Regions from separate parts of the Mus musculus genome. Here regions 2, 3 and 4 are each linked to region 1. The links are chromatin loops, found by intact Hi-C in ENCODE. Cell type or tissue: left cerebral cortex. All regions are shown on one strand. Each heading gives the region's core, and the rest is flanking DNA. Links, peaks and the distances in the headings are about the cores only. Region 1 overlaps Opcml (opioid binding protein/cell adhesion molecule-like). Region 2 overlaps Opcml (opioid binding protein/cell adhesion molecule-like). Region 3 overlaps Opcml (opioid binding protein/cell adhesion molecule-like). Region 4 overlaps Opcml (opioid binding protein/cell adhesion molecule-like).

The links. A loop is a pair of places that touch in the nucleus more often than their neighbours do. Peaks named below come from ENCODE experiments on the same cell type or tissue, not always from the same donor. Only the 100,000 strongest peaks of a DNase experiment are listed, where the experiment ranks them.
Region 2: a loop joins it to region 1, with 3 times the contacts of the local background. A loop is called at or near these places in 3 of 42 quality-filtered maps.
Region 3: a loop joins it to region 1, with 10 times the contacts of the local background. A loop is called at or near these places in 17 of 42 quality-filtered maps.
Region 4: a loop joins it to region 1, with 6 times the contacts of the local background. A loop is called at or near these places in 6 of 42 quality-filtered maps.

What each region holds. Positions count from the first base shown.
Region 1 is chr9:28,401,226-28,408,955 of GRCm38, forward strand. It overlaps Opcml (opioid binding protein/cell adhesion molecule-like), which reads left to right. Exons shown (of 8, transcript NM_177906.5): 2 at 3,103-3,187. Among named protein-coding and RNA genes, the nearest start is that of Gm39313, 8.9 kb to the left of the region's middle. In left cerebral cortex, for the core only: CTCF peaks have their summits at 3,189 and 4,777 (motif pointing right); DNase peaks (open chromatin) are centred at 1,281, 2,134, 2,721, 3,162 and 4 more places; H3K4me3 peaks cover 3,463 bases; H3K27ac peaks cover 4,133 bases.
Region 2 is chr9:28,276,606-28,284,335 of GRCm38, forward strand. All of the region lies in intron 1 of Opcml (opioid binding protein/cell adhesion molecule-like), which reads left to right. Among named protein-coding and RNA genes, the nearest start is that of Gm39313, 120 kb to the right of the region's middle. In left cerebral cortex, for the core only: no CTCF peak of the experiment used is centred there; DNase peaks (open chromatin) are centred at 2,158, 4,580 and 5,191; H3K27ac peaks cover 661 bases.
Region 3 is chr9:28,257,331-28,265,060 of GRCm38, forward strand. All of the region lies in intron 1 of Opcml (opioid binding protein/cell adhesion molecule-like), which reads left to right. Among named protein-coding and RNA genes, the nearest start is that of Gm39313, 130 kb to the right of the region's middle. In left cerebral cortex, for the core only: CTCF peaks have their summits at 2,554 and 4,240 (motif pointing right); DNase peaks (open chromatin) are centred at 4,258 and 5,741.
Region 4 is chr9:28,334,158-28,341,887 of GRCm38, forward strand. The region is part of intron 1 of Opcml (opioid binding protein/cell adhesion molecule-like); the gene reads left to right. Among named protein-coding and RNA genes, the nearest start is that of Gm39313, 58 kb to the right of the region's middle. In left cerebral cortex, for the core only: a CTCF peak has its summit at 3,921; DNase peaks (open chromatin) are centred at 2,448, 2,641 and 3,959; H3K4me3 peaks cover 588 bases; H3K27ac peaks cover 1,573 bases.

The DNA.
Region 1 (7,730 bases), core at 1,069-6,068:
CAGATTTATTCTGTCACAGAGACTAAGCTAGGAGCTGTGGTGACAGGAGAGTATAGAGCCAGGCCTCTGGTCTTTCAGTCCCCAGAAGCCTTTACTTGGAGGAAGGTAGCCTGGAAAACAGTCACTTTCTGAGGTTGTTACTTCACAGGCACAAGCCTCAGTGTGTGTTATTGAGGACTCTTATCTCCACGTCAGCTCATCTCTGCTTCTGTTTTTCACCAGCCTCAGTCATCCTCGTCCCATCTGGAAATTTGCACATGTTTCTTCTTTCTTCACATTTCCAATAACTCTTCCTATCTCAAGCCACCTTTCCTGAGTTAATGCAACAATAGCCTCACCCTCACTTCCTGATAAGAAATCAGACCAACAGGTGTCTGAGAAGATCTGAGGAGGATACCACTGAGCAGCAGGGACAGAGGACCTGGGACCTTCTGACCAGGCTCAGCTTATATCCTCACCCCTAAACAAGATACAGGTTCGGTGACAAGAAGTTCTAAGCACAGGATCTCATTGTCACCATACAGGGTAACACATGTAAGAGCCTTTCTAGCTGTTGATTCTGGATCCCAGCATCACAGGGTCCAGAGGATTATGTATGTAGAGAAAGCTCAGACTGTTTTCTGGGAGAAAAACATGTATCAAAACTAGTGGGTGTTTCCTCAGCCTTCTTGGGTGTAGGGGAGTGTAGAAGCTGGAGGAGCAGTGGTAATCCCCAAATACTGGGGGTGTTCCCCAAATATTGGTAGTGCTCCCAGTATCACCCAATCGCTGTCTGCACAATTTCTTCTCTCAGCCTTGCAAGCCCAAAACCTTATGAAGGAGTCTTGTCTCCCATTCCCGTCTGAGCAGTACTTGTTCTCCCAATATAATTTTCACTATAGCTGATAAGACTAGCGATAAGTACTCTATCCTTCCAAGGTAAGATGCTCTAATTAAAAAATTTTAAGCCTAAAACATGTACATGAGCTAAGCATTTTTACAAGTGGGATTGGGGCACTATTCCTTTTTTTTGCTCAGTCCCTTGGAAATGAAACAGGTAGGATGCCTTTGTATCCTTCGGCAAGTAAAGTAATAAACACGAAGAGCTTAATGCTTATTTTTGAATTACATTTCATTTTGGCAATTGTGTGGAGCCCTGCCTAATTTAACAAAAGGCTCCGAGAAAAAAAAAAAAAAGAATACAGTGGAGCAGACGCACATAGCAACCATTAAATTAGGATACAGGCACGAGTGCCACGCAGAGAGGGGAGGCTTCTGCCAGGCAGAGCAGGGGCAAGAATAATGGCAGGCCCAAGGAAAACTGGCGCTTTTGGGTTTAGACTGAAGGAGATGGATCTTAGCCCAAAGGAACCTAGAGACTGGCCTCTAGGAACACTGTATCCTGGAGTTCCCTCTTGGCGCTATAATGATGCTTTCTCCTGTGATCAGAAAGTCATAGATGGATGTTCTGAAGATCAGTCCTACTACAGTTTAGGATCTCCACGTGATTTCCCCAGCTCTTCCTTTTCCCCACAATAAGATGCACAGATAGTGGGGATTACTTTGCATGCTGTCTTGTAAGAAGAAATTCAATTGCCAGCTAGGGAGGCAAGACATGGAGTGGATGGGCATTAAGTGTTTCCAGGTAGGCCATCAAAACAGGAAGCATAGTACAGCTTTTTGCATAGGCCCAGGAAAGCTGTGCCTTAGGACTAAAGCCTGCATGGACAGTTGCAGAGGACTGGGCATCCACAGGGGCTCAGCTACCTGGAGTGGCAAAGGCAGTTCAGTTCTCCAGGGCGGGGTCTGACAACTTCTGCATGGCATTGCGGAAGGAAGGTGCCAGTGTCAGTTTTCAATTTGCTGCTTTCCCCAGAACTCCTTCTCCAGCCCTCCCCTCTACCTCCCCACCCATACCAGGGGAGGCAGTGAAAGGGACTCAACATCTCCTCAGCTCGCTCTGGTACAAGGAGAGCGCGGAGCCCCTTGAAACACCACTGTCCCTCGGGGATCTGGGCCTTAGTGGGTGCTTCTGTCTCGGCGCTGCGGGGGTTAAGGTGGGCGCCCGCGCCCAGCACCAGCCGGGATGAGCGCGCAGTCCGCACCACCCGCCAGCCGGCTTGCTCCGAGTCGACACAGGGAGAAAGTGGCGGTCAGGGATGCTGCTGCTGCCATGACAACCCCGGCGGTCGGGGCCCGCGTGCTTCAGGGCTGCTCCCCGGAGGAAGGCGGCGCGGAGGCCGGGGGCGGCCGCTGAGCGTGGCGTCCGCGCGTCCCCGCGTCCCGTGCAGCGTCCCTGGAGGAGGCGGGGGCCGCAGTCCGCTCAGCTCCCCGCGCCCAAAGCTGCGCCGCGGCGCTCCGCGGGCTGGTGAGGGCCAGGCCAACAGGACTCGCCCACTGGGCTACTGGGAGGACAGCTTCGGAGCAAGCGGAGGAACCAGGCTACACCTGCTGCGGGTCACTGCGTGGAACTTTTTATCGCCTTGGGGTCCAGATGCGAGACTCGGGGCTGTTTTCTAACTCCATCCAAACATGTGTGTGATCTAATAAAACATTTTCTCCTCTCCTTGAAATCAGGAGCTTTAAAAACAATTTTTTATGACATCTCCTTTCTGTCAGAGACACTTGCCTTCTTTGGGTTATAAACTTTTGATGCCAGACCTCTGCAGAACGCGCCCAACTGAATCTTAAAGTAGCTTCACCGAGAAAGGCAGAGAACGCACAATCTGTGACCTTCGTCCCTGCTCCTTCTTTCGTGCTCTCCCTCCCCCGGGCTCCCTCCGCCCCAGGGAGCGTCGAGAAAGCTCTTTTTTGGATGCAGGAGGGGGCATCTGGTTCTGCTAGGCTGGAAAGCTGAGGCTGAAGCCGAGGAAGAATTATTAGGCTCCGGAGAGCCTGGACTCAGCCTTGCCTTCTCCCGCTCCCAGCTCCTGGTTCGCTCTCTGTGTGCTTTCGCCCCTCAACACTTCCGGCTGTTCTGAGAGGGCTAGGGACAAGGACCTTGTCGCTGCAGGAGTTCTGGGAAGTTGTGGCTGTCGAGAATGGGGGTCTGTGGGTACCTGTTCCTGCCCTGGAAGTGCCTCGTGGTCGTGTCTCTCAGGCTGCTATTCCTTGTACCCACAGGAGTGCCGGTGCGCAGCGGAGATGCCACCTTTCCCAAAGCTATGGACAACGTGACGGTCCGGCAGGGGGAGAGCGCCACCCTCAGGTAGGGAGCCTTCCTTCATCTGGGGACAGAACCCATTGCACATGGCTTCAAGGGGAGGGGGTGAGGGAGAGAGAAAAGGAAGCTAGAATGAGGGGCATTTAAGCATGCAAAGGGCCTTTTGCGGGCCCAAGAATTGGCCAGTTGCGTCGTGTGCTTGCTGATACCAGCTTTCTTGGACGTCCTTGTCATTTGGTGCTCTTTTGGTCTGCAGTCTTACAGGCAATGTTAAAGTCTACACTTGGGATGTCATATATTCATGGAGCAATGGGATGGCAAGTTTCACACCCGGACGAGACACTGCGTAGTTAACTAAATACCCTTGGATTTTTCTTCCAGGCCAGGAGGATGTGATGACACAGGATCGCCCTCAGCTAACCATCTGTGATGGCAGCGTGTGTTGGGGCTATTTCACAATTGAAGGCTTTAGATTTCCTGTGCCAGGGCACGACTTTTTATGAGTCTTAGGAAGACACAGCCCCTCAGTCTAACCCTGTGCGGTGCACTTGGGCCCTGATGCAAATTATGAGGCCTTTGTGTTTTTATGGGCTGGGACCAAGAAGAGCAAGCATGTAGCTTTTATGCACCGACATCATTCCTGTGTGAGAAGCACAATAGGGAAGCTTTTTGTTTTAGCTTAATGAGTTACAGAGAATCACTTCCATGCTCCAGGCAGAGGGGTGGAGATGCTTGGAATATGAACCTTTGGGGACTGGGCCTGCTGCAGCAGAGACTTTAATAAAAATGCAGCCACCACTTTCCACGAGCTCAGCAGATATCATCTTTTATCCCTTTAATGAGGCAGTTCTGGTCCTAGGAGACAGATTCAGGGACATCCCAGCTTAAGTATGTCTCAGTGTACACAGGGTGAATGTGTTTGCCCTGCCTATGACTTTGATGGTTATAGTGAAAATAAAATATTCTGACCCAGATTCTGCAGCCAGAATGCCTGGCTTCTACAAGGAGATATTGAGGGTGGGATTTCCTTCTTCCTGTTCTCTGTGCTTTTCCTTGTGGAGTCCTTCCAACACACACAGATATCTCCCAGAGGAAGAAATCTTTTCACATGAACCCTAGGGTTAAATTTGGATCCCTTCTGCCTTGGGAGGTTCGTAGGTAAATCATCTTTTCAGCTAGTGAAAGATCCCAAAGTCCTGTCTTCTTGACCTGCATGGTCCTAAAGACAGCATGAGTTACAAGTGCTTCTCATCTTTTGAGCACCCCTTAGCTTGTAGTGGATGAGAGTGCCTTATCCTTATTGTGTTGCTTCAAGGAAAGTTCCAGGTCTGCTCTTTGAGGTATGATTTGTGGGACTTCACTTTTGCAGGGGACTGGTGGTTCAAAGGTGCCAAAAGCATCTAACCGCAGTGTATGTGAACCCAGGAAATGTGGATAGTAGTAGTAGTGGCAAAAGAGTTTCAACACTGCCAAATACCTCTTGTTCTTTCAGTCTTTTGTTAGAGGCAATGAATTGTTTCATAAACAAGGGGGATATCACTAATAAATTTACAAATTCTGCTGTCCTCCTCCTTCCTGTCCCTGAAAATTAAATAAAAAACTTAGAAACTTGAGCTTCTGCCTTCTGGGTGCAGTAAGACAGTTCTACCAGCAGAGGGCGAGCTTCAAGCTTCAATCTCTCTCTCTCTCTCTCTCTCTCTCTCTCTCTCTCTCTTATTAGCTACTGGCCTGTTTTCATGATCTTCAATTCTAATGTTTAACAGCTGGGCTTGGTAATGGGAAAGGGGAATAAAAAAGGAAAAGCTGAATGGTTGCTTTTCATGCTTTGTGGAAACAACAATGTGTATGTTCAACTATGACTGCTGCTGCTTACCTGACCGTTGTGGTAGCTGACTTTTAAAAGTCAGCACAAGCCATGTTGATTTTGTCTCTCTTCTCTCTTCTGCCCCTTTCCCCTGCTATAGACAAACCTATCCCTGTGCCCACCTATTACTCTCTGGATCTCCTCTACAGATTTTACCTCGTGTAATCTTCTCTTCCATTGCTCTAATCTTACAAGGTGCCTCCACCGGACACTCTTTTCTTGTTACCTATGGTCTCCTTCACTTCTTCCCACCATCATTAATTCTTACTATTCTCTATGCTAAAATAGCTTGCTACTACCTCAACATTTCTTGAAAGAACATAAACAGTCCATGCAGATTTCTGCAGCTCAGCTTTCAACCTCTCTCTTTTTCCTTGTCTACTAATCTGTTCTATGAGCTGTGTTCCTTTCTTATCAGTAAGACGAGGTACTCAGTTGTTTCACTGAGAGGCCATGTTCTCAGTAAGGGGAAACCCACAGTCTTGGCCTCAGGGAAATCTATCATATGGTTTTTGGTAGTATTTTTGTTTTCTAAAACTTACAATTCATTTTACCTCTTCATTTTTTGCAATACTGGGGATCAAACTCAAGGCCTTATGCATGCTAGATAAGAGTAGTGCTATAGCCTTATAGATTTTCCTATAGCCTTATAGCTCTATGTAAAATGACTTTTATGACTCCTTGAAAGAGTTCATTAGGGGTTTATTTCTTGGGAAGTTAGTGTTCCGAATGTATCAACGAGTTAAATGATACACCTATCAGAATTAGTAAACCCCCTTGAAGGTGTCTGTTCCAGGTCACATGACCTCTTAGTTCCTAAATCCTGAACAAAGTCAGGCAAGGAGCAGAGACCAGAAGGTAAAGCCAAGATATCCTAAGCTTGTGTACACACTCAATTCCCTGTGAAAATTTCCCCAGCTCAGAGAGGACAATTGCTTCCTGTGGGAGATCAGTTTTGTTTTGACAGGCCCTTGATTGTGCTGAGAGACCTTAGGAAGTGACGTGCTACAGCATGCTACAGAAGACTGAAGTTTTCAGTATAGATAAAAACTCATTTTATATAAATGAGGCCATATTATCATCCCTGTAACTATTCATAGGGCTGCTTGGAAAGTAAAAATAATTATTTTAATACTGAGTTATTTTGCCTTTTCGAAGAGAGATGATATGGAAAATGGAGGTGCTATTCTTTATAGTTGAATTATACCTTCTATGAATCTGATTTGAATTCATTATTACAAATGGGCCCTCTTGGCCGGAATCATTTCATTACAATTATGAGCTGTTGGCTTAAAAATGTTCTGTGCCTTTCTGTTAGATTAGATATGACAAGTATCTAGGAGTCCTCTGTCTGAATCAATGACCATATTCAGATGTGAGCCAAGGGTTTGGGCATGGTCAGCTGGCATCTACGAAGCCATTTCAACTGCAACCACCAGCCATACTTTCTTCACGGATCATAAGCACCTCGAGACTCACTTTTGCTCGTCTGTGTGCTTTGTTTCCCTGTTCACATGGATATTTTGAGGTCTATACTTTGGGTAATTTGTTTCAGGCAGTCAGTAAATCCAACACAGTGGTTTGTTTTGTTATTGTTATTGTTTGTTTGCTTGCCTTTTCGTAGTAATCTGTTGCTGATCCATGCTTGCTGATGTCAGATTATACTTAATAAGTCTTTTCTAAACTACCCTGCATTTTTATTTGGAGGTCTGAGATAATCCATTCAGAAAAGGCACATGAGGTCTAACTTCTGTCAGTGAATAATCTGAGTAGTGGGATTTCATCAAAGCACCGGGGACAGTGGTACTCCCAAGGACAATATGTTGACATTGACCTGGTTGTTTTCTGTACTCTACACCCACTATCAGCAGCTTGCCCTATCAAGTGAATTAGCAATTGTGAATTAAGACAGCTATCAGGTCTTTCAAAGCATGCATCAAACCTGTGTATGTTAATGTTAAAGTTGTCAAAATCAGGGGCTACATCAGTGTGAGGCAGTACTTTTGGTTTGGGAAAATGAGGGCAAGAAAAGACCTTGGAGAAAGTATGGTCCCAGAAGAAACCCTCTGCGTGGTGATGATAACCTGGGCTTCTTCTAGTGAAGGTACTTGAGAAATTATTTGAAATAAGCACTTGGAACTGAGGGTGGGCAGAGTTCATGCCAAACATAAGGGAGGCCCTGAGTTTCACCCCCAGGATGAATTAGATAATAAAATTTTAATTTTAATTTCATAGACTAAAGGAATAGACATCTCTGGGGTGGGCCATGAGTGTGGACATTTGAAACTCTGTTCTAGCATTTTTCAAGTAAAGCCACAACTGAGAACCCTTACACTATAAAGATGTCTGCCCTATAATATCTTATCAAAGCTATTTTCCAGTGTCTTTCCCTTGCATTGAAATATCTCTCCCATGACATGTATGTACCTCAATGCCCCCAGAAAGAGCAGGAATTAGGGCTCAGGGCCTATGTACCTCAAGCTAACTCTTACATCGTCTCCCATTGACTCTCTGGTCATGAACAATTCAGTGTAATACATACATATGTGAACAATTTCTGCCCTGTCTATATCTGGTGCGAAAAGAGCATACAGTGTTATTCTTTTAACACTACAGCCATATGTATCATTTGTGGAATATTCTTCCATGCTTAAATCATCTCTAGCTTACTTACCTAATAAAACATAAATGCTGTGTAAATTGTTGTTACCTTGTGTTGCATAG
Region 2 (7,730 bases), core at 1,869-6,868, 120 kb before region 1:
AGAAATACATGCCTGAGTGTTCATGGGAGAATTTATAGGCTTTGAATTGTGGGGATTAGGAGTGGAGGGATAGGGGTGCGCGCGCGCGCGCGCGCGCGTGTGTGTGTGTGTGTGTGTGTGTGTGTGTGTGTGTGTGTGTTTTACAGGAGAAAGTCAGAAAATCAACTCCTGCAATGGATCTACCCTAGATGTATGCAAAACATTTTAATAATCTGGGGACTGGAAGCACCTGTTGAGTGTCTTGTGAATTTGAGAAGGGCAATTGCTTTGAAGTCAGAAATGGAATTAATGTTGTGAAAAGAACCAGAAGCTGATGTGAGTAATTAAGACTCCTAATGAGAGCATTAATATTCTCCCAAATAGATTGATTGAGTGTTTCTTTGCTTGGGACTTTTGCACAAACTTACCTGAGGTGACCATCCATCTTGATTGTTCAGGACCATTGGTACTGGGTGGACAGAGAGCTGCCTGAGTTCACACTTAAGAAGAAAACACTACATCTGGGGAATTGTGTGCACAGGGAATACTCTTGCATGACAGAGAACTGGTTGAAGTATCCAAAAAGTTGTCAGTAAGCTCCGTTCTACCTTAATGAAGTAGGCGTCATTAATTTTCACCTTAGAATTTGCCTTAGTTCTTCATCTTATTGGTTCAACATGGAATATGCTAGAACAGTGCCCCTCAGTCATCCTAATCCTACAACCCTTTAATATAGTTGCTCAAGTTGTGGTGACTCCTCGAACCATCAAATTCTTTTCCTTGCTATTTTATAACTGTAATTTTGCTACTGTTATGAGTCATAATGTAAATATCTGATGTGTAGGATGTCTGATATGTGACCAATGTGAAAAGCTTCTTTGACCCCCCCAGGTTGAGAATGGCTGAAACTAAGGTTATTTTTTTCTTTAAGCATTGGTAGGAATAATGTTACTATTATAGATCAACCACCAGAAACCAGGAGCCAACCAGAACAGCATAGGTAGAAGGGGGCAGCCATATGCAAATGGATTTAGGGCAGTAGAAGGAAAGCCCCCATCTGAATATGGCTAGTCAAGACTAGTTTTGTAGATTGGGCAGTCAGAAAGAGAAGAATCCCACATGTCTTTTTGCTAATGCCTTTATAGAAAGGAAACTAGGCAGGGAGGCCTGGGGAAATGAGAGCAGACACTAGGCCAGGGGCTGCTTGGAATCTACCGCAGAGAAGCTCTCCTTTAGACCTTCTTAACTAGCTATGCTAGTTAGTGTCAACTGGCAACCTTACAAACTCTAGAATCAACAGGGAGTTGGGATTCCAACCTTTATATGGGGGGTTATATTGATTATGTTAATAGAGGTGGCAAGACATGCCCACTATGGGTATCACCAATCCCTGTTTAGGATCTAGGACAATATAAATGAAGGAAGGGAAATGAGCAGCTGAGGATGCTCATCATTCCCTTCTGATATAATGCGACCAGCTGCTTCAACCTCCTGCTGCCTTGACTTCCCCACCATGATAGATTGTACCCTGAACTGTGATCTAAAATAAATCCTTTTACTTCTGAAAGTGTATTTCAACAGGAAAAGTAACCAAGATACTGGCTAAGTCAGAGCCACACAGAGCAGTCCTCTCTCTAATCAAACACTTAGTCAAAATTTAATCACATCAACAAAATCCACAGTTAGTGTCACCTAGCTTATTGTTTGACTGATTGACTAGAAAATATCCACACAGTAATAGTCTTATATCCACATTGGATGCATCCTAAAAGCCATTATTGAATACCCAGGTATAAGGAGAGTATGAAATCCAAAATACCATGTATGTTCTTATATACTCATATCTATGATTAAGGTTAGTTTATAAATTACGTATATAAGTTAACAACATTATCAATATTTGTATCTGCTTTAAGGACCAGAACAAGGAGAGGATTAACAGGAGAGTAGAACAAACATAACACCAGTGTATGAATATGTGGATGCTCTCTCCCTCACTCCTTACTGTAGTGCACTCACCCTTCTGACTGGGTGAGATGGCAAAGTGTCTATGTGATGACATGTAATGAGACGAATGACAGGCTCTTTGACATGGTGTTGAACCACCACATGAAGCTACTTTCGAAAAGCAAGGCAATGTCACAGTAGTAGCTCCTGCCTGAAATGGCTACTGAGTAACAGGCATGACACACACTGCTTGGATAGACAGAACAAATAGATGACTCATGTCCTAGGTGCAGGACAAGTAAATAGAATGATCTGTCCTCATTCTGTTTGAAATGCCATTGGCTAAAATACATGGATTGTTCATTTCTGAATATTTTTCATCTTACATTTTTTGGGCTCTGACCATGAATAAATGAAACCAGAGATAGCAAAATGTAAATGAGATGAGTGGGGTGGGGTAGAGACTAACTACTGTATGCTATCAAGTGAAGGTAGCTGCCCTCTGAGTTCCAGTATACCTGGGCGAGTCTCCTTTGATGTCCCAGCCTCAGGCAGACATACTCTTGGAAAGAGAATTCAACCTAGCCAATATTAGAAAGCTCTCCCAGGTGGTCAACAAGGGTCTTCTAGGACTCTGATCTCACTGGAAAGATAGCAGATCAGGTTACAAGACTGTCTGTAATTACCACACTGACACATGGATTCAATCATCTATATCAGCATCTCATTTTCCCATGATTTTGTAGACTCTTAAGTATTTTTTTCAACCACAATCTATAATGTACTTTCAGGCTGGGTTATTTTGCTTTAGGCTTTATGCAACACGTTAAAAAAGGTGCAGTGATCTTACCTTCCTTTATTTTATAGGTAAAGACACAGAGGGAGGGTCGTAGAAGTTAAACTCTTGTTGAAGGTTAAAAGATTAATATAAGAGAGGCCAGGCAAGTTCAAGTCTCCTGACTCCATGGCCAGTGCTCAGTACTAGTCGAAATAGAGAGTCTTTCTGCTTCGTGTCCATAACATTATGTCCCGACAATATTTTCAGCATCTACTGAGTCTTCTAAAGCATCAGGCTGTGTCTAAATTATGGCCATGGCCTGCCTTGCATGTGCATAATTCTACCTAAGGAACCAGTAATCTTGAGAATTTGAAAATCACCTAGAATTCAATGTTGCATGCAACTCCCTATTCAAAGGGAAAAAAACCCTTACAGCAGGCCTCACAAGGGCAGTAATTTCTGTTTGTGTCCCCCACGGTTGTATCCATGGTGCTCAGCTTGCTACATGGCAGGCTTTCAATAAATATTATATCTAAATATCAATGTTTATTGAAGCCATGAAACCTAAGTCAATGGAAAACTTTGTCTGTTATTGAGTCTTTGTAAGATGAGACCTAGTGTTTAAAAGCACTGAGCTCTTCTGCAAGGCTAGCCTGTGTCACGTTTTGGTCAAACTGCATATTATATGTGTGGACCACACTAGGAAGAAGATCCTAAGCATCTTCAAAGGGTTATGGCCCAAGATAATCAGCTTCAAAGACCATGCCCCCCTTGGGGGCAAAGCAAAACATCTCTCAGCATCATCTCTACCTCTTAGTTCTGTATCCAGGAGTTCTTTGCTCCAGAATATCTATCTTGTTGCTAGGAATCATAAACCCATAGGGAAATATTTTGTTTTGTTTCCAAATAAGGAAATGTCAAATAGAAAGGGCAACTTTAATTCATTTTCAAGGCAAAATAGCCACAATATTAATTAACCTCCTATAGCACCTGTTCCTGATTGAGCAGTAACTTCCTGTCTCTTTAGGGCATGCACTTCCCAGCTACTAGAAACCTTCTGTGGCCACACATTTCGGGAGGTCATTTGATAGGCCACGTACAAAGCACTGAATCCTTCTGGGATGGCCAGTGGAAGTCAGTGCCTCCGAAAACCCCCTCTGGTGTCACTCAAGTTTCACTGAGTTTCATTTACTAGTTGGGTGACTCAGTAGACTCCCATCTTGCTTGCTGATCTGATAAAATAGGCCCAGTAAGAGTGTCGGCCTCATAGGATAGTTGTGAGAATTAAAACAAGTTAATTATGCAAAGCATCTGACAGTGCCTGGCCCAGGATGCCTTTTCAGTAAGTATTGGAGAGCAGAAAGCTTCCCTGTGGAGTCTGCAATGAGGAGGTCTCAGCTTCCTCTAGAAACCTGGGCCCTCAACCTCATACAAATCTCTGGGACAGGGCAGGAAAGGGATGGCCACTGTGGCCATGATCCTACATGGAAGTCCCGATTTCCAACTATGAATGGACAGGGGGTCACCCTCCCCCCCCCCCCCTCACTCTTCAGGTTGTAGCATGTCACTATGTAGAAACAGAGCATGTCTGATTCTCAGAGGAAGCCTGGCTAACATCTCCCAGGGGATTCTTCACATTCAGAATTCAGACAAATTGCTGCTTTTTAATTAACAGAGCCCCGACAACTCTGTTATCTGTCTTCTCATGAATCTATTTTCTCTTTAATCCCTTCTCGTTTTTTCCCACCCTGTCTACTTCCAAGCTGTAATCTTTCAAGCTGTTCCCCAAGGAGTGGGCTAGAGCAGAAAGAGCCAAGAGACGAAGATGAGGGTGCTGGAGTTGTGCTAAGGCAGGCATGGGCTGTGTCCTCAGCTAGCAGTCACTGTACTCTCTGTTTACAGCTGTAAGGGACACACCTACCACTTGAGCTCAGGCATGTGTGTGCTTTGGTGCCAGCCAGAGGCAGGGTGTTATTAAATATCTGGCAGGATTCCCTTGACAGCAGCAACTGGAAGATGTACACGAGGAGAGATCTCAAATACCCCATCCATTTAAGCTTAATAGGACAGTTATTGAATAATAAATAACCACCACACCAAGGAAACATATTTATCAGGGACTCAGGCCCAGATAATGCAATTGTGGCTATGCCTGTGGAGAGCCGCACCTTAGCTGTGTTAAAGGCTGCGGCCTGGATGATGAGCACCTGTGCTTGAGAGAATGGACACACAGAGGATTCCCAAGATCCTGTCCGACCCCCTCACTTCCCTGAGGATTCACTCCTGAGAGTAGTGGGTGCTATGTGGGCTGACTGGCCCTATAAACCCTATTCACTGAGGTGATGACATGCATGCTGGACCACATGAAACTGTGTTTGGGTTCCTTCTTCCACAAGGCCTGTGCTTTGGAAATTCAAGGGTATGATCTCCTGTCTCCATCACAGATCCAGCTCTGCCCACGACTCTGTGGGAAACATTCTCAGTTTCCAGAAAACAGCTCTCCAGCTTTACTCCCAGCAGGGACTTTAAAACAGCTTTGGAAAAAAAATCATTCTAAAGTTAAAAATAGCCCCTTCCACTCTCCTGCTCCTAACTTATTAGAACAACGCCTAAGGCAGCAGGGGTGTCATCGGCAGTTGTGTGTGTGTGGTGGGTCTGCAAGAGTTGATATGTTTATGAATATTTACATCTGTGTGAGGAGACTGCTGCTAAGTAGAAATTACTTTAATTCTGCAAATGTCCCCTTTTGTTATTCAAACCCTGGGGGTCAGAAGAGTGGGTGAGAAAGAAAGGCAAGGGGAATGGGGTACAGAGCACTGTGCATTTGGTCCACCAATTTTTGAGGGGTGCAGAACATCTGCGGACAAAGCAGAGGAGTGGGTATGTGGGTGTCTCCAGCCAGGAGCTGCCGGAGGGTTGTGGCAGAGGAGAAGAGGCAAAGGAGGGGGTGGTGAAGGAGCACATCCTCTAGATATGTAGAGACGCTTACAGGCCAAGACTCTGGCAGAGAGGATACTGGGATAGAATACCTTTAGTGGACTTGTGTCTGCCTTCGCAGACTTGCTTGTCTGCAACCCTTTTAGACTGACAGGTGTGCGCTACTGATTTCACACGCACATGCTTTCTTTCTAAGGAGACATGTAATTAAACATTTACAGTTTGGAAAAAAGTTTCAAAGGCATCCACCAGGTACAAAGTAGGTATGATGTTCTTCCCGTAGTTTTCCTGGAGAGTCAGAAGTAAGTCTCTTGAGAGTACAGAGCCAGTCAAGAGCCAATGAGTGGACAGATGCTCACAGATGTCTTCAGGCCAAGCCTCAGGCTGGAGTCTCCATAGCAGACAGAGGCCACAACCTCAGCCCTTAGCCTTGTCCCAGGGGAGTGCAAACAAGGAAAGCTAACTTCCCTTGATTTCCTCCTTGCCCCACAGAGGACCATCCTGGTGGCAGGACTCACCCTTCACCTGGCTATGCTCCACCATCTGAAGCAGGTGACTATTGAGCCATTAAGGTACCTTCATTTGCAAGTTACTTTGAAAAGAAGTCTTTCTCTGGCAGGCTGCCTCACCTTTATGAAGCTATCTGCCAGTAGGCAGTCTTGGGCCCATCTCTGCTAATTTAGAAAAGTACAGGGCACATGTCTCTGGCATTCTAGAGTATTCAGACATTCTTGTTGTATACCCTTCTGTATGTTGCCTGACTCTAGGTGATGCTCCCAAATCAGAAGGAAGAGACTGTCAAGGATCCTTCAGAGATCATAGCTCTCTAGCTAGGAGGTCAGGTTGTACCTGAGCCAGGCAGGGAGATCTTGCTGATTGGTCCCCAGTGTTCTAATTCAGAGATTGGTTTCTTTATGTGTCCCTCTTCATGGTCTGTTGTCACTGAACAGATCTCTGCCTTGTTTGAAGATGGGCTATAAAAGCCTCCACTTTAGACAGACTGAGGGACTGGGTCCTTTGTTAATTCAGCAAATGATTTTTTTTAGCTGCCAACTGCAGTGAAGCTTCATGCAAAACTGTAGAGATGTGGAAAGCCATACAAAGGTGTTTTTCAAGTCACTCTCTTTTTACATTATTTGTGTGCATGTTTGTCTACACATGTGCATGAATGTGGACATGTGCTACTGCCACATAGTATTATGGAGATCAGAGGACAGCTTGCAGGTGTCCATTCTATCCTTCTACCATGTGCATGCTGGAGTTCAAACTCAGGTTATCTGGCTTCACAGTAAGTATACCAACTGGGCCATCTTGCCTGCCATTCTCTGGCTCTCAAGGGGCCAGATGATGGGACAGGTGTCAGTCTCTATCCAGGCATACCACAAGTAACAGAGATATGATGAACAATCTACCTGGAGACCCCAGCTTCAGTGCACACATGTAAGGAGGGAACAGAGAACTGGTCTACCAGGCAGATGCCCAGACTCATGTTAGAATCAGTTTATGGACAGTTGCCAACAGTTTTCATAAGCATGATTTTTCTGGATTGTGGGAATGTTGATTAGTTTTTGCAGCAGTCCCCGAAGGAAGATTCCTTTTGAAATCACTCTGTGGCTTTCTGGGTTGGTTTTTAGTGTCATCACGTTGAGATGTGCTCATTCCTGGAAATCCATGTTCCACTAGCATTTTGTGGCCTGTATTGTTTTATCCATATCCTTCTGCTACTGAATATACTTCAATCCCGTGGCTCCAGATCAGCAGGTCTGGACTTCCAGTGTCACTACCTCTGTGACCTTGAGTAAATGACTGGACCTCTCTGTGCCTCAGTTTCCTCATCAGCAAGTCACAGGAGGCAGGAATGCCTTCCTTCTGTATTTAGATATGGATTAAAGGTGGCACACAGGTAACATTGAAGATAGTAACCTTTGGAGGCTCAAAATCAGGCCCTTGTATGGGTTTCTGTCCTGAGGAACCTCTGGTCTATGCTATGAACCAGTTGACCTATTTATATCCATTCTCCTACATATACTGAACTGATCCTAGAGATCTTATCTACTTCTGGGTCACAACGTATCCTCCATGCTAAAGA
Region 3 (7,730 bases), core at 1,465-6,464, 140 kb before region 1:
GCCAGTCTCTGTCCATGTAGACAGCTGTCCCTTGCTTTGGTTGGTCTCCTTGTACATTTCCTGCGAACTAAACTTTAATTTGTTATTTATTTAGGGAAAAGAGTCTTGATGGGTGCTGTTTCCCTCTTTAGTTAGTTACATATTTCTTCTAGGGTGCACAGTCTGAGGATTGCTGTGTACCATAGAACCATTAAAAAAGGGGGAGTCTGTAAAGAATGTGGGCGGCTAATCTAGTGGAATGAGATGTCAACCACATATACTAATTCATGTATACAGATATTCAAGGGGATTCCAAAATGTCTGCTGCTAAAATGCATCACTCCTTGTCAGCTACCTAGATTTTTCTTATTAGCATAATTCCTCGGAGTCAAGTGATCCTGACAGGCACTTCTGTGATCCTGTAAATTCACACTGCCTCGGGTGACACATAAACTTTATGTCAGGTTACTTGACTAGCAAGTGTTGGACAGATACTAGTACCTACACAGCAAATTACTAAGAGAACAGAGCCCTGAAATTTTGATGGAAGATTACACTGCAAAAATGAAAGTGGTGTTTGCTCAGAAGACAGATGGCTTCTTCCTTCCCTGTGACAGAGACCAAGCTTGCTGCTGGTGTGTGTCTCCTCTACACGCGTGGGATTCTACCTCACAGGGGAGAAATAGTTCTAGAACAACAAAGAACCCCTATTAATCCCTCACCTTAAACGAAGTCAGGAGAGCTAGAGTCTGGCTCAGTGGTTAAGAGTGTACACTGCTCTTGCAGAAAACCTGAGCTTGATTCCCAGCACCCACCCTGCTGACAGCAGCCTCCTGGAACTCCAGTTTCAGGGCATTGACTGTCTCTGGTTTCTAATTGTATACACAAACACACACACACACACACACACACACACACACACACACACACACACACACACACACACACTCACTCAGTACTCAAGTAGACATTGTTGGTGAGACTATTAAAAACACAGGGAAAAGAATTCACATCTCCAGAATTCCTCCTTCAAAGATCACTTTCCTCCCATCTCTGTATCTATCACAAGGCTGGCTTGTAGACACACAACGTTTGTACATTCCCCCATGGGAAAGCCTAGTTTTCCAGGCGAGATGACAACACTTTCCCAAGGGATTGAGCATCCCTGTGTCAGAATCAAGGATGACTTTCTTGTTCTGAAGAGACAAGGAACCAGGACACTACAATGGATTAATAAGACAGCAGGGGAGGCTTCAAGGCATAAGTCCTTGTACCTGGCCCCTGGGCCAAGCTGTACTTTGGGCATAGAAAGGTGAATTCACAACAGCTAGGAATCACTTTACTGTTTTTGTATCTTAGTGGGTGACCTGGTGAAATGTGGAATCAGATTAGCACATAATTATGCCTCTCTCCTACCTACAGGCTTGTTCCCCTGGGAAAGAAGTTGAAATTCCGCCATCCTTTTGTTCCTTGATAATTCCAGGCTTGCTTATGAAAGAGTCAGGAGGCTATACTGGATACATTCAAAGCCTCTTTCAGATCCCTGGCTTTAAATGGGCAAAGAATATTTGCACTATCTGGGCACTGGCTATGGGTTAAAGTCCCCGTTTCTGAACAGGTTATGAAATTGATTTACTTGCCACAGGGAACAGCCAAGGATATGATGGAGGATTGAGCCCATCAGGGATCCTGTTTCTGTCCTCATTCACCATGGCCAGGATCTCAGACTGTCCTACAGTGGCCATGGGAGACAGGGCTCTGAGACAGCTGAGGTGTCATAGCCTTTGTGTCCCTTGTGTTTCTTCTGCCCAAAGAGAAAGGGCTTCCCTTCAAGCAGCACGTGCTCTGTTTGGAGAGAGGGAATATAGTCAGAGAAAAAAAGAAAAGGCTGAGCGAGGCAAGCAGACTTCCAAGAGGCAAGTGAACAATTGCTGCAGGAGGGCCTGGAGATGCTTTGTCTGTGATGGGGAGAGATGAGGCTGGGTGGGAATGGAGAAGTACCCTTCATGTGCTCCTGGAGCTGTGCTCAATAGGGCTGACAAGACCCAAGTAAACCCCTACAAACCCACCACACCCTATCCAGTGATCTGCTTGAAGCATTCTGTGCTTGCAGAAGGACACTTAGGGGGAGCAGGTGGACCAGGACCACAGAAACCTGTTTGGGGAGACTGCAGGCAGGTGTGAGTCGGTCATAGAGCACCCAGCCTCATGTGGAGGTTATCACTTGTAAATAAGAGAGACGGGTTCTACTTTGGTACCAGGGGAAAGATATAGAAGTTGAGCTCATCCCAGATGCCTGGAGATTTCTGAGTACTCACAGGATTCTACCGGTAGGTAGAAAATTCTAATCCCTGAAACTGTGTTTTATACATAGAATTATTAGACACAATGCATAAATTAGCTCCTGGCTGTATGTCCAAGGCATATAGAAAACATAAATAAATGTTGTGCATAGACTTGGGTTCTGTCCTGAGAATGCCTCTTATGTATATGCAAATATTCCGGATTAATCTTTCAAAACCCTGAAATCCAAGCACCATGGAGGAGTGACCCTCAGCTTGCCATGCTCCATCTGCCCAGGAGAGGGAACATGTGTGCAGCCACTGTGTACAGCCCTTGGCTTGAGCTCTCGCTCTCGGCCACCCTCAACTGGGGACAGTGCCCTGTAGATGACCCACCTTGCAAGGATCGGTGGGATTCAGATCTCCCAGGGACACAAGCAAGGGTTCATTTATGGTGACGGCAGCAATGTGCTTCCTCCCCAAGCTCTGGTCCCTTCCCACTGGCTTGGCCTGGTGGGCTCCTGAATGGAATTTAGATGCACCAGTGCTAGATTTGCTCAATACCATGGGACCCAATCCAGACCTGCCCCAGACTCTTCAAGGGTCAGATTTTGAAACTATGCAGTCTGGGGCTGGTGAGATGGCTCAGTGGGTAAGAGCACCCGACTGCTCTTCCGAAGGTCCAGAGTTCAAATCCCAGCAACCACATGGTGGCTCACAACCATCTGTAACGAGATCTGACGCCCTCTTCTGGTGTGTCTGAAGACAGCTACAGTGTACTTACATGTAATAAATAAATCTTAAAAAAAAAAAAAAAAAAAAAAAGAAACTATGCAGTCCTACCCTCCCATAGCTAACTCCTGCCTGCTCAGCTCCAGCAAGATGGTGGGGTCACCGGCTCTCAAGTAGCAGACTTAAGTATTTTTCTCTGCTCTTTCTCTCCAGGTGATGCCACAGGGTCCTCTCAGTGGCCCTTATGCAGGAATGTTTCATCATCAATGCAGTCTCCCCTAACCCTGGACAAATACCCACCTCTATTCTTTCATTTCGTTTTGTTTTGTTTTGTTTTGTTTTGTTTTGTTTTGTTTTGTTTTGTTTTGTTTTTGAGACAGGGTTTCTCTGTGTAGCCCTGGAACTCACTTTGTAGACCAGGCTGGCCTTGAACTCAGAAATCTGACTGCCTCTGCCTCCCAACTGCTGGGATTAAAGGTGTGCGCCACCACCGCCCGGTCCCACCTCTATTCTTTACTTACATGGTCCTTGTTACAACAGTTAAGTAGTTTTGTCTTCTACTTAGGCTTCTTGGTAACTGCTTTATCCTTGTGGCCATAATATTAAGTCCACAGCCGGAATCTGGGTCTATTTTGTTCAAAGTCTCATTGTCAGTACATAGTAGCCTTCTAAGAAATGAATGAACCTCTAAGAGTGAATGAATGAAGCCCGGCTTACACACTCTACTGAGTCCACACCAAGCAATGCACCTGCAGAGGCTGCAGAGAAAAACTCTAGCTTGCCCTTCTAGGCATCTCCCTCAAATCACTTTTCCCAAGTGCCTCAATGTCCCGTTCATCTTTTTTCCATAAGAAGCAGTTATGGGGAGAGTTCAGGAAAGGGTCTCGGGTACTATGCCCATGGCATGGCATACAGGCTCTCTCCCTCCCAGGGGCAGTTTAGGATGTAGAGAGGCTATTTCAGGGTCATGGCCTCTCAGTAACAGGTCTCTGAAACACAGCATGTGGTAAGATCTAGCCCAGAGTGACTTCACATCAGTGGCTGACTTCTTGTTCTTTCGCCACAGGACAGCTCTTGGCATAGCTTGAAGGAACAGAGGGCGACTGCCTTCTAGGAAGGAGGGGCCCACCAACACTGTGCTCTGAGTTGTTTTGCTAATAGACTGTGACATTCCATGATCACTGTGAAAGAACTCACTTGCAACAGGAAGCTGAGAGGGAAGGGTGAGTTACAGTACCAAATCATAACCACCAGATGGCGCCAAATCTCCAGAAATGAGCTAAGAGATGGAGCAGGCAGTGCATCTTTTTCTGCAGTTTAGAGGCCGCCCATCCCTGACTGCTTTTCTGCCCTTTCAACTACACAGCCCTGCAGAGTGAGCCAGTGCCGTGTCCCCACTCTCCACCTATCTTCCCTCTACTCTTTAATGAAACCAGGACTCTTTGCTTCTTTGTGTTTTGTTCCCCACAGCAAGCCCCAAATGAGGTGCCTTTATCTTTCAGCCCTTGCCCTGACTGACACGTTCAAGCCAGCAAACCTGTTTACAGCTTGTCTGATAAAAAACATCTAGGAAATTCTTCTCAATGCAGGAACTGCCTTGAAGATATGTCCTATATTAATAGATAGAAAACACTGGGCCAGTGGTGGTAGTGGTGGTTTCAGGGGTGGTAGTGGTGGTGGTGCTGGAGGAGGAGAAAGAGGAGGAAGAGGAGGAGGAAGAGGAGGAGGAGGAGGAAGAGGAGGAGGAGGAGGGAGGAGGGAGGAGGGAGGAGGGAAGTGTTGCTTGAGAAAGAGACTGAAGAAAAGCTCACATCAGAAAAGTAAGAGCCACAGACACCACGAGTGCCTGACAACATGTGTTTTCCTACAGAGGTGCCCCACAGGGCAGACAACATCAACACTGTGAGAATCCTGCAGGCCCCATGAGACACAGCTTTACAAGGCCTTTTGTACATGTTCTGTGGCCTTTCTCCTTTTGGACACAATGTGAATTTGTCCAGCATTCTTGGTTTGAGGAAGGGAGAATAGAGGCCTGGAGAAGAAAGGCCTAAGAGCACAAACTGCTTTTTGATCTCTTGCTTTCTTTGCATGACACAAGTTATCCATCACATACTAGAACCCTTGCCACTGTGATTAATGCTTATAGACTAATTTACAATTCTTCCTTTCATTTTTGAGATTATAATATAATAACATCACTCCCCTCTTTCATTTCCACCTCCTAAATGCTGCCATAACTCCTGTTTGTTCTTTGAAATCTGTAGCTTCCTTTTTCATTAATTGTTGTTACATGTATGTGTGTGTGTGTGTGTGTGTGTGTGTGTGTGTGTGTGTGTACTATTTCTCCCACTCTCAGCATGCTTTAGCTGCCCAAGTTCTCTATGTAGGGTTGAGTCCTTTTGCCCTCCCCCAACCCCGTCTCTGTCTCCTTTGGCATGTCTGTTGTTGTCCTTGTTCAGCCTGTATTTAGGCAGTCACATTGGTGACACTTTATGAGCATAGGAGACATTCATAAGAGACATAATCTTACAGCAAACTCCCTGTAACTGTGCCTCTTCTTTCACAATGACCCCTGAGCTTTAGTTGTGTTTAGATTTATTCACTGGGCTCCACAACTCTGCATTTTGATTGGTAGTGCTTTTCTGTAATGGTCTCTGTCTGTTGCTAAAAGAGTTTCTTTGATGCAGGGCAAGGACTGAGCACGTGGACAGATAATTTAGATTCTGATGAAGATAGCTGCTGGTTTAGTGAAGTGGTTGTTCTAGGTTCTCCATCTGTGACTTGGGAGAGCATCCAGGAGAGGTGGCTATGCCTTCTGGGATGCTGTTAGCTCTATCCTAGGTCTTAGTTACATGGAGACTATGTGCGAGGTCAGGAGACCTCATCTGTGGAGAAGCATGGAATAGAGATGTAGTAACTACAGAGGTTGTGGCACTTTGGGCCCAGGATTTTATCCAAACCCTTTACTTGATCCTGGAAACAAATGCCAGAAGCAAGAAGAAATCTAAACCCCTGTTTTACGAGAGGCTATCATTTGTAAATTTAATTGTGCTGTGCTTCTTCTCATACCTAATCAGTCAGGGTCTAAGAGAGAAGACGCACATAATGGCATTGATATTGACTTGACCTATATCCAAAGAGCCAGGACCCGTGAGACTTAGGTGAACAAGGGCCATCCGAGAACCATAAACTTTCCTCCACTGAGGTTCTAATGAAGTGCAGGCTTGAAGAGGCAAAGAAAGTCAGCTAGACTCAGGGTCAGAGTATAGAAGCGTTGTGGAGTAAGGTCTGAGGACGGGATATTTGAGGCCCCCTCTCCTGACAGTGAGAACTTTTACCAGGCTTTGGACAATGTCAAATGTGCCTGTCTAACAGACACTCAAAGGTGTCTACATCCACTTAGAACATCTTTCTTGTAGACAACCATGCCCCTTCTGTGGGATCCCCACAGGATTTTAATGAAATTCTTAGATCTGTTTGATCTATACTGAGGAATTTATTTTTCTCTTTCTGTGCCATTTGTTCACGTCCCTGTGTATACTTGGACAAAACCAAAACCAAACCAAACCAAAAATGAAGAAGAAATGAAATTGAAGGTATTCTCTAATTCCACTTGGAGAAAAGTTTTCGTAAGAAGAGGTGAGAAAACCCCTTTTCCCCTTTGCATAGCGCATTAAAATAATTTATGGAGAGCGGCTCCCGTTCACCTACGGAGCTGGTCAAGATGAGAGGATAAATCTTTAAAAGAATAATGTTTTCCGAATCAGGTTCCTTGTCCTCAGAGCCTTTGATGTATGAGTGTAATAGTAGGCAGGACACATAGTGAAATATACATGAGGCCTCTTGAGGGAAGAGCAGCAGAAGGGAGGAAATATCAGTGTTTACAGCAAAACTCAATTGAAACACTCACTTCTAGATGATAGTTTATTACATTGCAAGCAACGGAGCTCAGCAAGGATGTCCTTTCCTGTCTGTCTTCAGGACTCCAATGCCTGCCCTACTCCATCCCCACATCTCACTCCCATTCTATACGAGGTCAAAACATAGCCTCTTTATTACCCACTTCTCATCAGCAGGCTTCAGATTCTAAAGAAAAGGAAGTAGAAGTGTGGAATCTTCTCGACACTACCAGCAATTCCCTGATTTTTTTTTTTTTTTTTGACACGTAATCTGTTTTAAACATGAAGGAAAGTTTGGAGAGAGGATCATTTCCTTGTTGAAGTTCAACCAGGGATCAGCTCCCAGCAAGGTATTCCGCGCCACCACCTTCTTCCTCCCCAAGCTTCCTTACCTGGAAGATGCCCACAATGAAAGGATTGTTTGGTTTATCCATTGATAAACCGCTGCTACTCCTGCAGCCCCCTGGAGGTAGTGGTCCTGCTGGCTGATGAGATTTAGATCCAGGTGGAGTGTGGCAGAGCTATCATCTCTGCATGCAACCAGTCAGTGAGGCCACAGGCATTTAGTGTGGGGCGACCGCTGCATGCAGCAACCCCAAGCCTCTGTGTGGGTTTGCTTTAAATTGCTTAGCAGCTTTAGTGGCATCCTACATCCTACTCCCTGTCTTAAACTGAAGCCCTCTCCAGGCAGAATGCCCGTTTTCTTCCTGAACGCACTGCACTGCATCATAGGATCCTGTAGCTGCCTTGGGACAGCAAAGCTGCAGAGATTGAATTTGGCTGGCTCCTCCCCTCCTAGCACTTCAAGGACTCCCTCTATGCTAAGGCTTGGCTAACA
Region 4 (7,730 bases), core at 925-5,924, 67 kb before region 1:
GGATTGCAAGCTGGTACAATCACTCTGGAAATCAGTTTGGTGGTTCCTCAGAAAGTTGGACATAGTACTATCAGAGGATCCAGCAATACCACTCCTAGGCACATGCCCAGAAGATGTTCCACCATGTAATAAAAACACATGCTCCCCTATGTTCATAACAGCCTTATTTATAATAGCCAGAAGCTGGAAAGAACCTAGATGTCCCTCAACAGAGGAATGGATACAGAAAATGGGGTACAATTACACAATGGATTTCTATTGAGTCTTTAAATGACCATGGCTTAACTTTGGCAAAGTTCTGTGGGACCACTGTTTTCTCCTTGGAAGGAAATGCTCTCTCCTTTTTAACAACTTGGTTGAAATTTACACATTTAATTATGTCATGTTTACTATACACCTCTAGTCGCCAAGAGAAAAAGTGGGGGGTTAGAAAACATTTTGGGTTTTTATGCATTATGTGCATTCCCTTTTTGTCAACTGAATCTAAACTAGAGTCAAGTGGAAAAAGGAAAACTTGACTGAGAAACTGCCTCCCTCAGATTGGCCTATAGTCAAGGCTGTGGATGGTATGTGCCCTGCATGAGGAGCACTGAGTTGTATAAGGAAGCAGGCTGAGGTGGGTGGGTGGGGGAGCACCCTCATAGAAGCAAAGGGAAGAGTGAAAGGGATAGGGGGTTTCCAGAGGGGAAACTTGGAAAGGGAATGAATAACATTTGAAATGTAAATAAAGAAAATATACAATAACAGAAAGAGAAAAGGAAAGGAGAGGAGAGGAGGAGAGGGGAAAGGAGGGGAGGGGAGGGGAGGGGAGGGGAGGGGAGGGAAGGGAAGGGAAGGGAAGGGAAGGGAAGGGAAGGGAAGGGAAGGGAAGGGAAGGGAAGGGAAGGGAAGGGAGGAAAAAAGAAAAAGCAGGCTGAGCAAGCCAAAGGGGAAAAATCAATAAGCACAATAAGCAGCATTCCTGTACGGTTCTGCTTCCAGGTTCCTGCTTGAGTTTCTGCCCTGCCTTCCCTCAATTATGGACTCTTATGGGGTTCTATAAGCCAAACAAACCCCTGCCTTCCCAAGTTGCTTTTGGTCATTGTGTTTGTCTCAGCAACAGAGGCCAAACTAGGACACATTGCTGGATATTTATTGTTGCATATCAAGAGTCATTGGTACTTTTTAAAGCTTCAGGTGTAGCTGCTGACAAGTGAGGGTTGCTGTGGTTCATTTGATTGCAAGCTTACTTGTGAGAAGTGTCCATGAAGAGATGTTCAGCGTGCCTTTAGGTGTACCTGTGAGGGGGCCATCAGTCTCCTAACTAAGAGAGAAAGCCACTTTGAATATGATATCCAAGGCCAGGTTGGGATTTGTTCTGCTCTCTCAGTGTTAGGCAGCGTTTGCATCACCATGGCAGAGACGGAGGGAAAACAACCTGAAGAGGTTTACTTGTTTGGGTGCAGGGCTTGAGGGGGTTCGGTCCTTGGGTGCTCAGCCACGTGGGCTTGCGCAGGGCTTGAGGGGGTTCGGTCCTTGGGTGCTCAGCTACGTGGGCTTGCGCAGAACATCCTGGCCATGGGATCAGGTGATGGGGAAGATTATGCGCTCTTGACAGATCAGTAGCAGACAGAGAGGGAACCAAATATACCCATCAAAGACAACTCTAGATACTTATTTTCTTCAGCTCTGCCCACTGCCCAAAGATCCCCCACATCTTCCACACAGAGCACCTGGCTGGGGACCAACTTCAATACAAAGGCCCACAGGGTATGTTTTATACTCAAGCTTTAATACTCTGTCTGATGGTAGCCCTAAGGTAATTGGCTGAGTTTGCCCCTCCCTGCCCACCCTGCCATGGCGCTCAGCCTCATCCCTGTCCAGAAGCAGCAATGCAGACTGACCATGGACTGAAACCTCTGAGCAGATGAGACAAGAGAAACCTCACTTGTAAGTTACTCCATCAGGCATTTTGTCACAGCAATGAAAAGTCTGGCACCGGCATTGCAATAATAGCATTCTATTCCTAAGGCAGTTCATTAAATGATGCAAAGTGGCAGTATCCAGAGGGCCCTGGACAATCCATGGTTGCTGATATGAAAAGCTCTTCAAATAGCATTCTTGTTTACTTTGATTACACACTAATGGTGTTCACCTGATTATGAACATCTTGCAGACAGAGGTGATGCTGCCCTCATCATGCCAGCACCAAGTCCAAGCCCTGGATTTGGAAGCAGCTTCAACACTTTTAATGTACACTGTATTGAAAGGGCATTGGGCTCACAGGTTACCTCCCAGTCCCCAGACATTCATTTCAACCAGCCCAGACTGCAAACACAGCTTTATACTTGAAAATCCATATCTGGGTCTTTAACCATCAGTGCCCAAAGCAGTTGCTTGTATGTGGGATGGCTGTGTTAAAACAGATCATGTGCACACTTCCCTAGCTGAACTAGGAAAGCTGAGTACTGCCTTGGAGGCAGCTCCTGTCTCTCCCAGCTCCTCCCCTTCTTCTCTTAACTCCTCCTCCGTGCACTCACACTGACCTGGTAGATTCCCAGTCTTTTGGAAGGGCTTGTATTAAAAGTTTCATTAGAGAATCACGCCAGGGGTTTTAAACAGCAGCGATCTAGCTGTAAAGGCTTGGAAGCAGTCCCCGAGTGTGCACCAGGAGTGGGCTGATGGCGGCAGTGCCAGCCACTGCAGCGCACTGGGACTCCCGCCCTGAATCTTATTTACATTGGGACTAACAATAGCTCTGCAGCCTGGCTATAAATAATTTCTGGGGAAGAGTTGTCTAATTAAACGTGCAGCAGTAAGGAAAGTGCTTTAACCACAAGGCTGGTGTCCTAATGAACGTAATCACTGTATGGGGACAGCTTAGGAATCACATCCAGACACCTCCCTGTGGAGGTAGGGAGGTAGAGGGGAAATTCGTAGGAAGAATTTCCAATCAATATTTAATTGTGCATTGTGTTAAACTAGTTTAGGGTCCTCTTTCTCCTTCTCTTTCCTCATATCAAGAGGTAAAAGGGATTTGAAAATGTAGCTTTGTAGCATGGCTTGAGCCTCAGATTCCAGTGAGACAATTGTCTCCAAGTTTTCAATGCATGGCAATTACTAGGATACACAAAAAAATATTAATTAGTAAGTGGCTTGTAAATTCTGATGGGTCCTGCCTTTAAAGAAAAAGAAGTGGGGAGTCGAATTGAAGTTTTATTCTGTCTCTGACCATGTCTGCTCCGGACTTGGTGCCCTTTAGGGCCAGGCAGTGTCCTGTGTCCTTTGGTTTCTCCAGGTCAAGCATTGGGAAGATATGACTATTCCCCCTGGATGAAGGCAATCAACTGTCATCAGTGCAGGGACAGCAGGCTTCTGCTGATATCCGAGCTACTATGAGCAGATCAGCAAGGAAGCCCAGTTCAGCCATACCTGATTCTGCTTCAGTGGAAACAACACTGTGAATTAGCTTGAGGGAAAAGTCTGTAGGATACAGGGTGGTAGTCTTTCCTTGTTATTTACAACACAGTTCTAAGGATAAAGAGGGGACCATGTGAGAAAGAATACCGTGTCATCAGGCTAATGTTTTTAAGTAATATAGGAACCATATATACAAACATCTGCAAGGACATAGTTAGAATATGTATATACAGATATTAGGTAGTTTGATGCCTTTGTGTGTGTGTGTGTGTGTGTGTGTGTGTGTGTATGAGTGAGTTTGCGAGCAAATTTGAGCACACACATGCCTTGGATATAGACTAGCTATTGCATATTGCTATGGTAACCTGCATGCTCTTGAAGACTAGTTTAAAGCATGGAAAGAGAGTATACATGTGTAGAGGTACCCCAGGCCAAGCTGCATAGAAACAGCAGGCCAACACTCACTCCATATACCCCCTGACAGTCAGAGATATAGGCATTAAGTGTGGGCACCTGTGATGAATCAAATTCACCACTGGATGTCAACGTTGCTCTAGCTAATTAGAAGACCTGCAGAAATCCTATTCTCTCTTATACTGGGGGTAGGTTTAATCTATGGAATAAATGTACCAGGGAGGAGGAGGTAAAAGCATCAACCTTCTGAAAGAGTCCACAAAGCAGAATCGGGGAACCAAATTTGGCATTTCTTCTTTCAGCCACCACTGTCCATCTAATAATCTTCTAGTTGCTTTTTCTTTATTACTCGGCTCTCCAATTAACACTCCCAGTTCTACTACATAATATAACCATTCATTTTCCTTATTGTCTAGCACTTACCACCCACATGCACATGCCAGAGTCTGAATGACAAGAGGGTAGAATTCTCATTTCTGCCATGTATATGTCTATAACTCAGCCTGATACAAAACAAATGTTTGCTAAGTATTTGATCGGAATAGATAAATGACCAATAGCGGAACTGATAATGTTTAGTTAGTAAATATAAACACAAACAGAGACCTTACGCCAATAGTAATGGGAGTTCTGTCTTCTGGGAAATGTGTGACAGTGTGGCTGGAGAAGAAAGGGCAAATGAGGATACCTAAGCTTGGAAGTGTCAAGTCACAAAGCCTGGGGGTGTCAAGGGTGTGCTGCTACTGTGACTGGGGATGGAAGATTAGCTTCTCTCAACCATAGCTCCCTGGTCAGTACAACAGAATAATTGTAACCTACCACATCTATGGAGGAGGCTTGTGGAGATCACATGTCACAGGCTACTACACAATGTACTTGGCCTGGGATAATACCATCCAGGTCCTTCTTAAGTCTCAAGTATGTTATGAGCACAAAGAACGACACACAACAAGGGGATTATTAACCTTACCCAATGGCATAGAAACTGTAGACCTCTTCCAAGTAATTCACTTTAACCACAGAAGGTCAATTTAACCAGGAATAACAAATGTAGTGGTAGTAGTAGTAGTAGCAGTAGCAGTAATAATAATATTATTAATAATAATAATGATGAAGCAGAGTTCAAAAACCATCTTGGAGAAGATGCAATGGGCCCAGTCATGGTGCTAGGGGGCTGTGAAATGTTTTTCCTTCAAGGGGTGAGCCTCTAGTCTGCTGGGTGTTTCTTCTATTCTATGGACATGTTGGCAGCATCAGGGACTTCCATGGCAGCCGTGCTAGCATCATTCTGAATCCATATGCTTAATTTTTAATAAATAAATGAAATCAAATTAAGCAAAAAAGAAAAATAGGTCTACAGTGTGGAGGCATTTCAAATTATTTACTGTGCTGTCACTTTAGGCTCATTGATGCTTGTTAATTTTTTTGAATTTGATGATAAGCACCATTTATAAGCTAAATAAGACATTATTAGCAGTATCCTGGCAGAAATGTACAAGGACACCGCTAAGCTAAGGTGAAAAATGCATTATTGAATGAAATTTAATTAGTAGATTTTGTTCTATTAGTGGTTTGAATATTGCATTTAGGAAAATAAATATAAATATGATCCAGGCAATCTTTCCAGTGAGAAAATGTCACTGGTAATATAACATCACTCCTACTCTTTCAGGCAGATGTGGGATGAAAATTGATGTCTTGGTCTCTTGCCAGTCAAAAGATTTTCTGGTTTGTGGTTCTGATAATAGCTAAGTAGAGGGGAGATGCCTTGTGTGCAGCTCCCGTGGGTAGGAAGAAGGGTACCTGGTGAGAATTAGTGTTAGCCTTTTTCTCACAGTAGTCCATTGAGCAGTGCATCTCAGAGAACTGGATGGTGGTTATAGTTTGCTTCAGTGATGTCTTAGTTAGGGGTCTCTATGGCTGTGAAGAGACATCATGACCACAGCAAATCTTATAAAAGAAAACATTTAATTGTGGCTGGCATACAGTTCAGAGGTTTAGGCTGTTATCATCATGGCAGGAAGCATGGTGGCATACGGGCAGGCATGCTGATGGAGAAGGAGCTAGGAGTTGTACATCTGCATCCACAGGCAGCAGGAAGAGAATGAAGCATGCTTCCTCTAACAAGGCCACACCCATTGCAACAAATCCTCACATCCCAAAATGTAACTCCCTATGAGCCTATGGGGAACATTTTATTTTCAAACCACTACATTCCACCCTCTGGTCCCCAGAGGCTTGTAGCCATATCATAATGCAGAAATGCATTCGTCCAAACTTCAAAAGTCCCCATTGTCTATAACAGTCTCAAACTTGTTTAAAAATCTGAAGTCTCTTCAGAGTTTCTTGTAGTCTCTTCAATGCAATCCCTTGTAAAAATCAGCATCAAAAAGCAGATTACATACTTCCAATATAAAATTGTACAGGATATGTATTACCGCCCTTCCCCCCTCCCCCCCCAAAAAAAATAAAAGGTAGGGAAGGAAGCTTAGTGAGGAAATACAGGACCAAAGCAAGACTAAAAACAAAATAGGCAAATTCCAAACTTTGCATCTCTATGTCTGATGTCAAAATGTTCATATCTCAAACTTCTTTCAGCTTTGCTGATTGCAGAACACTCTTTTCTCCTGGGCTGGTTCCACGCCTTGTTAGGAGCTTTCCTAGGCAGGTATCCCATGGCTCTGGCATCTCCAACATTTTGAGGTCTCCAAGGCAATCCAGGTTTTACCTTCACAGCTTGACACAATGGCTTCTCTAGGCCTCCATGAGGGAACACCACTGACATATGCCTGGCCTCAGTGGCTTTCCTCAGTGGGGGGAGATTCCATAACCTGCTTTGCTATTCTTGACTCTAAATTCAGAACCTTTTAGTTGAAGCTGCCAAGTTCTGCTTCTTGCTGGGGCAGAAACATGACACCCCCATTCAGTTATATCATCACCAGCTTTCTGTATTTGATGGTTTCCTTCATTGTCTAAGCTCAGCTGTCCTGAAACTTTCTGTGTATCAGGCTAACGTTAAACTCAGAGAACTTTCTTAAACCAATACAGGTGGCCCTTTAATGTAATATTATCTATCCCAATTCCCCAGTGGGGCAACACAGTTTAATCATATCACCAGCAGACATAAAGTTTATACAATTTGTTTTTCTTAAGCAAGTACATTACCCACTTCATCCAGTTAATATACACAATAATTGCATGAATTTGGTTACTAATATCTCTACTTTAATAATGAGGTCAGTGGGTCTTGGGGTACTTGGACTACTTACTGTAAGCCACACAGATAACAAACTAAGTTTTCCATGTTGTGCAGTTGCTTATCCATACACTGGAGGTAATGGTAACCTACCATGCAGTGTACTGTCAGATTAAGTTCCATGAGGACTACAGTACACTTAATTTGATTAAAATAAATGTTATTCTGAGCTTCCTATCTTCCCTGACCCTTTAATTTCTGGTGTCATCTCAAAACAAACATGTTCAGTCATCAGAATTCTCATTTCTAGGTGGTCAATGTGAAATCGTGCAGATCATAGCTCTGTTATATGACAAATAGAAAAACCAAAAGGTCTCCTCTTCCTCCTGAGGTTGTTGAGAGAAACACTTTGACAATCATAGGAGAGAGCAATAGAAATGTAAGCTGTATTACTGCTGTGGTTGTTAGTACACACAGTCATTTCCTTGCTTCAATGCCAAGTCACACTAACAGCAGTATTGGGAGTATAGATGGCGGAGATGAAGACTTTAAGAACATTTCTTTGCAGAGTTCAACTGGAGGTAAGTACAGATGCTCTCTGAGTCATGCACATTTATTTTATGGACAGCCAATATATAAGAAGTGGGGGCATCATCACTAGCCATCTACTCTAGCAAGCAGTGCTGGGAATTCTGTTTCTTTGACTATATTTTTGTGACCA